2 separate regions of the Homo sapiens genome follow, and region 2 is linked to region 1. The links are chromatin loops, found by intact Hi-C in ENCODE. Cell type or tissue: CD4-positive, alpha-beta T cell. All regions are shown on one strand. Links, peaks and the distances in the headings refer to the core of each region. The heading gives the core; the rest is flanking DNA. Region 1 overlaps PODXL (podocalyxin like). Region 2 has its middle 1.6 kb from the start of MIR29A.

Region 1 (2,911 bases), core at 121-2,620:
TGAATGTGTTCTTGGAAAGTCTCTGGTTTTCAGTCTGTGCTTTTATAGGAGGTTTAGGAATTTGAATTTGTTGTTCTCTTTCTTGAAACCAGTAGTTTTTACTGGCAGTGATTTTGTCGCCGTCAGGAGACATTTGGCAATATCTGGAGACATTTTTCATGGTTACAACTGGAAAGGGGCGTGCATGTGTATTACTTGCATCTAATAGACAGAGGCCAGGAATGCTGCTCAGCATTCTGCGTATAATGCATAGGACAACTGCCTATAACAAGAAATATCCAGTTCAAAATGCCAATAGTTTCAGAGTTGACAAATCCTGTTTTAAGCTGTTCACCACTGTAAGAAGCAACCATCCAGGGCTGGGTGCCATGGCTCACACCTGTAATCCCAGCACTTTGGGAGGCCGAGGCTGGAGGATCACTTGAGCCTAGAAGTTTGAGACTAGCCTGGCCATTATAGTGAGATCTCATCTCTACAAATTAGAAAAAAAAATTAGCTGGGTGTGGTGGTGCGTGCTTGTGGTCTCAGCTACTCGGAGGCTGAGGTGGGAGGACTGATTGAGCCTAGGAGGTCAAGGCTGTAGTGAGTCCTGATTGTGCCACTGTACTCCAGCTTGGGCAACAGAGCAAGATCCTGTCTCACAAACAAAACAAAACAAAAAACAATCATCCCACCAATTTCTTAATTCCCTAAATATGCTGATATAGTCCCTTAGCAATCTAGTATCTTGCCAGATGACACTATGATGCCATCAATAGTAAGAAGCACTGTTACTTTATGAACTACTAAGAAGAAAAAATGCCTGTCAAACCCTCACATTGCACTGTTCCCCCCGCCACCCCACTTTTTTTTGGAGACTGTGTCTCACTCTGTCACCCAGGCCGGAGTGCAGTGGCACAATCTTGGCTCACTACACCTCCGCCTCCCAGGTTCAAGCTATTCTCCTGCCTCAGCCTCCTGAGTAGCTAGGATTACAGGTGCCCGCCACCACGCCTGGCTAATTTTTGTATTTTTAGTAGAGATGAAGTTTCACAATGTTGGCCAGGCTGGTCTCAGGTGACCTCAGGTGATCCACCTGCCTTGGCCTCCCAAAGTGCTGGGATTACAGGCATGAGCCACCGCACCCAGCCTGTATTGCTTTTTAAAACACATTTGGTGAGTGTGCCTTTCATACTCTGGCAGCAGCCACTGGGCCACACCAAAGCCACTTCCTGGGCACTTCACTCTAGATTAGAGGTGATAATGTGACTGCTTATCCTTGAGATATCATGGGACACTTGCAAGTATTCCTTAATACTTGCAGAATTTTGACTGCCCTTTGTCCCCAGTAAGGCCTGACAACCAATCCTTGAAGTCTTGCTGCTGGCGGCTACTCCTGATAAACATTTCTGCTTTTCAGTAGCAAAATGTGTGTGTAAAAGATATGGGGATACTGTCCAGTGTATGGAGTAGCTGGGATTGCTGGAGGCCACATGCAGGGCTACTTTGAACCTCACTCAAGCCAGGCTGTAGATTCAGGGAGGCCAGCGCTGCTTACCCATGCCAAGCACTAGGTGGCGCTGCGGCCCAGGATGAGTGCTTGGCCTCACCTCCATGCATGATGTCACCACTCCTGCCTGCAGAGCCCGTCACGGCTGGAATGAGACTGCACGTTCATGGTGGCACTGCCACCTGCTTATGCTCATCCCAGGGGAGGCTGGCAAGGCAAAGAGCTGGCATTTTCATAGGAGCATCAACATAGGAGGCAGATTCTGCTGCCATCAAGTCTCACGGGGTGCGGAACTCCCAAATATAGAGAAATGGTATGGGTGCTGGCTGGCACAGAGTACGGGATGCAGCCATCAGCCCCCTTCCCACCACTCCCTTCTGCTCCAGACAGAAAACTAGGAATCACCTTAGATTCTCTTCTTCCCTCACTTAGGACATCAACAAGCAGTTGATCTCCAAAACAGTCTTGACTCTCTCCACCTTTTGTCTCCAGTGTCAATAGCTTCCTGTGGCCAACGCTGTTCATTCCATCTGGATTACTGTGATTGCCTCCTAACTTCTCTTTCCTCTTCCACACACTCTTCTTTCCAGTCTGCATTCCCCAAAGCAGCAGGAACAGGTTTCTCTGTAAGTCATCCTATAAAACTTCTGTGCTTTAATGCCTTCAGTGGCTTCTTTTTTGCACCAAGAATAAAATCTGGAATCTGCATGTTGGCCTCTGAGGAGTATGATCTTATGTCTCCTTCTTCTGCGTAGGATGTGATTTTTTTTTTTTTTTTTTTTGAGACGGAGTCTTGCTCAGTCGCCCAGGCTGAAGTGCAGTGGTGCCATCTTGGCTCACTGCAACCTCTGCCTCCCGGGTTCAAGCCGTTCTCCTGCCTCAGCCTCCCAAGTAGCTGGGATCACCACGCCCAGTTACTTTACTACCATCACCACGCCCAGCTTATTTATTTTTTATTTTTAGTAGAGATGGGGTTTCTCTATATTGGCCAGACTGGTCTGTAACTCCTGACCTCAAGTGATCTGCCTGCCTCAGCCTCCCAAAGTGCTGGGATTAAAGGCATGAGCCACCACACCCGGCTGAATGTGATTTTTAAGAGGGCCTTTTATTCTCAAAAATGTCTGGTTTGGACGCTCAGTTGCTATCACTGTCATAAGACCCTGCATTTTCTCAGCCCTGAACCTGACCCCTCCTTACCAAACTCCATTCCTGCTTGTCTTCTGTCAGCAGCTTTCCCTACTCGGGGGCTTTGCAGATTCTGTTCCTTCTGCTGGGGACACTTCTCCTCCCATTCTTCACACAGCATTCTCCTTGCTATCCTTCAGGGCTTAGCTTAACCATCATCGCAGAGATGCCTTTCTTTCCCTCATTCGACATGGTCCCTCCCCGCTCGTCTCTGCATCATTTCCTTCCTCACTTCCT
Region 2 (2,911 bases), core at 137-2,636, 640 kb after region 1:
AAACAAATGCAAAGCAATAATGCAAAGGTGATTTTTCTTCTTCCAGTTTCTAAGTTGAATTTCACTGACCTGAATTGCATGTGGTATAATACTAACAAATGGTTCACTATTAGCATATCATGAATGGTTATACTTTATAGAAATTCCATAGACTTGGTGGGGGTTTTGTTTTGGTGACGGATACCTAGAAACACTCCTGGGGAAAATCGATGACTGGCTTAGATGATGGGAAAGGAGCAGCGAGGGAGTCAATTCTGTTGTTGATGAGAAGCTGCACCAGCTATCTCTGAACTCTCCTCTCTTAGCTGGCTGAGGAGTTCCCTCCATGGTTAAACAGGTCATTTTCTTACATAAGGAAAAATGGTCCAGAGAAACTGGGTTTCTATGGCTGAGACAGAACTGTGCTAATATGTGTCAGTTCAGTTTAGAAGGCAAAGCAACAAAAGCAGGTGCTACTTGAACTAGGATCCTAGAGTATACCTTTGATATGGTTTGGATGTTTGTCCCCTCCAATCTCATGTTGAAGTGTGATCCCCAGTATTGGGGGTGGGGCCTGGTGGGGGTGGTTGAGTGATGGGGCGGATCCCTTGTGAATGGCTTGGTGATGTCCTCACTTAACGAGTTCCTGCTCAGTTAGAGGGAGCCGGTTGTTTAAAAAAGCTGGCACCTCCTTCCTCTCTCTTGCTCTTTCTTTCTTGCTCCCTCTCTCGCCATGTGACATGTCTGCTCCCTCTCCGCCTTCCACCATGTATAAAACATCCTGAGGCCTCATCAGGAGCCGAGCAGGTACCAGTGCCATGCTTGTACGGCTGCAAAACTGTAAGCCAAATAAACCTCTTTACTATATAAATTACCCAGTCTCGGGTATGTCTTTATAGCAGCGCAAAACGGACTAACACAACCTCACTAGAAGTGAAGTCATTAGACCAAAAACAATACTGAGTTTTTAGGTCCACTAAGAGGCAAAAATAAAAGGCTCTTTATAGCAGCATGATTTATAATCCTTTGGGTATAAGCACATGTATGCTAGAACTTAAAGTATAATAATAAAATATAAAAATAATAAAATAAAATAAAAGGCTCAAGAATGAGCCATCTCGGCCGCTCCTCCTCCAGGGGCCCCTGTGTGCAGCTCCCAACACAGGTACTGCACAGACCGGCCACCTGCTGTCCCCATGTGGCGTCCTGGAGAACTGCAGGGGCACCTGGTGGAATTTGGGCCTTGTCCTTCTGTTTTCTTTCTGGCCTGGAAAAGCCACTGGCCTCACAATCAAGAGTTAATATTCTATCTACCCTGCTTAAGCTTTCCCGCCCTCTCACACTGCCTCCCTCCTTTTCCCTCCTGCCTGTCACTTGTCTGGAAAAGGCCTTTTCTCCTCGGGGCTAACACATGCAATTTGTAGCCAAAACATTCTGTCTACCACACAAATCCAACGAGAATCAGGATCATTCCACCACATCTTTTTCTATCCCATGGTTATTATTTTCCCAAAACTCTTGTCTTTTGCTTTCTTACCTATTCGCTGTTTTCCCTAAGTAATCTTATTTACTCCCCTGGTTCCAAATACATCCCTATGTGTTGATTTCCCTCAAACCAGAGGTCTGGCCTGGGATATTTTTTGAGACATCTTGCTTTTTATATTTTTAGTAGCTCCTAAGTATAATAGTTCAGCCTGCTCTTCTAAACTTGTCTCAATTTAATCCATTTATGCTTGAGGTTGCAATTTTTTGAATTTTTGCCATCAGACCTTGGCAATGACCTTGAGCAGTAGGAGACAACTCCCACATGCTTAGCATTCCAATAATGGAACACTAGGCATATACCAAAGCCATCCACATTGCCTTCTCCCCAAAGCCAGCTCTCCCTGCTCTGCCCCATGGTGAAAGCTGCGAACACCAGAGGTCTGTGACCTCTTCCCTCTCCCTTACCCACATCCATACTCAGCACAACTTGTTGCTGTTCTCTCTCAATTCTCTCTTTAGGATCCATCCCTTTCTCTGCTCTTCCTAGACAGCTTTCTGGGCCCACCCCTCGCCATTAGTCTAGCTTTGTTATAGCCACCAGTTAATCTTTGTAAAATACATACGTGAGCTGGGCACGGTGGCTGGTGCCTGTAATCCCAGCTACTCAGGAGGCTGGGGCAGGAGGTTGCTTGAGCCCAAGAGGTTGAGGCTGCAATGAGCCATGATTGCATCACTGCACTCCAGCCTGGACGACAGACCAAGATCCCATCTCTTTAAAAAATAAAAATAAAAATTGTTTAACCACATGACCTTGCTCCTTGTCCCTCACTTTTAGCTGAACTCTTATAAGTGTGTCAACCAGGTACCAGACCCTTCATGACCCCATGCCTACCTGTGTCACCATCTTCTGGCTGTGCTTCCTGGGGCCTGTGTTCTGTGCTCACCCAGCTGCTTGCTGCTGAGAACACTCAGGTATCTTGGCATTTCTTAGCCTGTGTCTGTGCTATTTCCTCTGCCCACATCTCCCCTCTCCTCCTCCTCGTCAGCTAGGGACCTCCAGCCCCTAGGGACTGTAAGCTAGGGACCTCCAACCTGCAGCCCCTGGCTCAGGTGTAAACTTGTCTAGGAAGCCTTCCTCTGCCTTCTGCATCAAGGCTTAGATCCCTGGGCAAAGGCTTTCTTCTCTGTACCCCTTCAGAGCCTGATGGCACTTCGCATGTTATATTCTCATGATTGATTACCTACTAGGCTTCTCTGCAAGGCTGGAAAATCCTTGCTCCTAGGAGGGACGGTAGACAAGAACAAGACATACTGTGTACACTCCATTCTTACATTCCACGTGAGCTATCCTTTGTGTAGGTGTCTGTGGCAAATCTTCCTTCTAGGCTGCAGCCTCTACTTTTCATAGTTTCTCTCCATTTTCATCTGCCATGTGCATGAGGAATAA

Evidence for each region. Hi-C counts contacts between places; a loop is a spot of excess contacts. Peaks named below come from ENCODE experiments on the same cell type or tissue, not always from the same donor. Only the 100,000 strongest peaks of a DNase experiment are listed, where the experiment ranks them.
Region 2: a loop joins it to region 1, with 10 times the contacts of the local background. A loop is called at or near these places in 6 of 110 quality-filtered maps.

Annotation. Positions count from the first base shown.
Region 1 is chr7:131,512,355-131,515,265 of GRCh38, reverse strand. All of the region lies in intron 1 of PODXL (podocalyxin like), which reads left to right. Among named protein-coding and RNA genes, the nearest start is that of PODXL, 43 kb to the left of the region's middle. RefSeq lists an enhancer at 1,133-1,992. In CD4-positive, alpha-beta T cell, for the core only: CTCF peaks have their summits at 1,371 and 1,575 (motif pointing right); a DNase peak (open chromatin) is centred at 1,575.
Region 2 is chr7:130,873,753-130,876,663 of GRCh38, reverse strand. No RefSeq gene overlaps it. Among named protein-coding and RNA genes, the nearest start is that of MIR29A, 1.6 kb to the left of the region's middle. RefSeq lists a silencer at 1,105-1,304 and an enhancer at 1,100-1,394. In CD4-positive, alpha-beta T cell, for the core only: CTCF peaks have their summits at 958 and 1,170; a DNase peak (open chromatin) is centred at 1,173.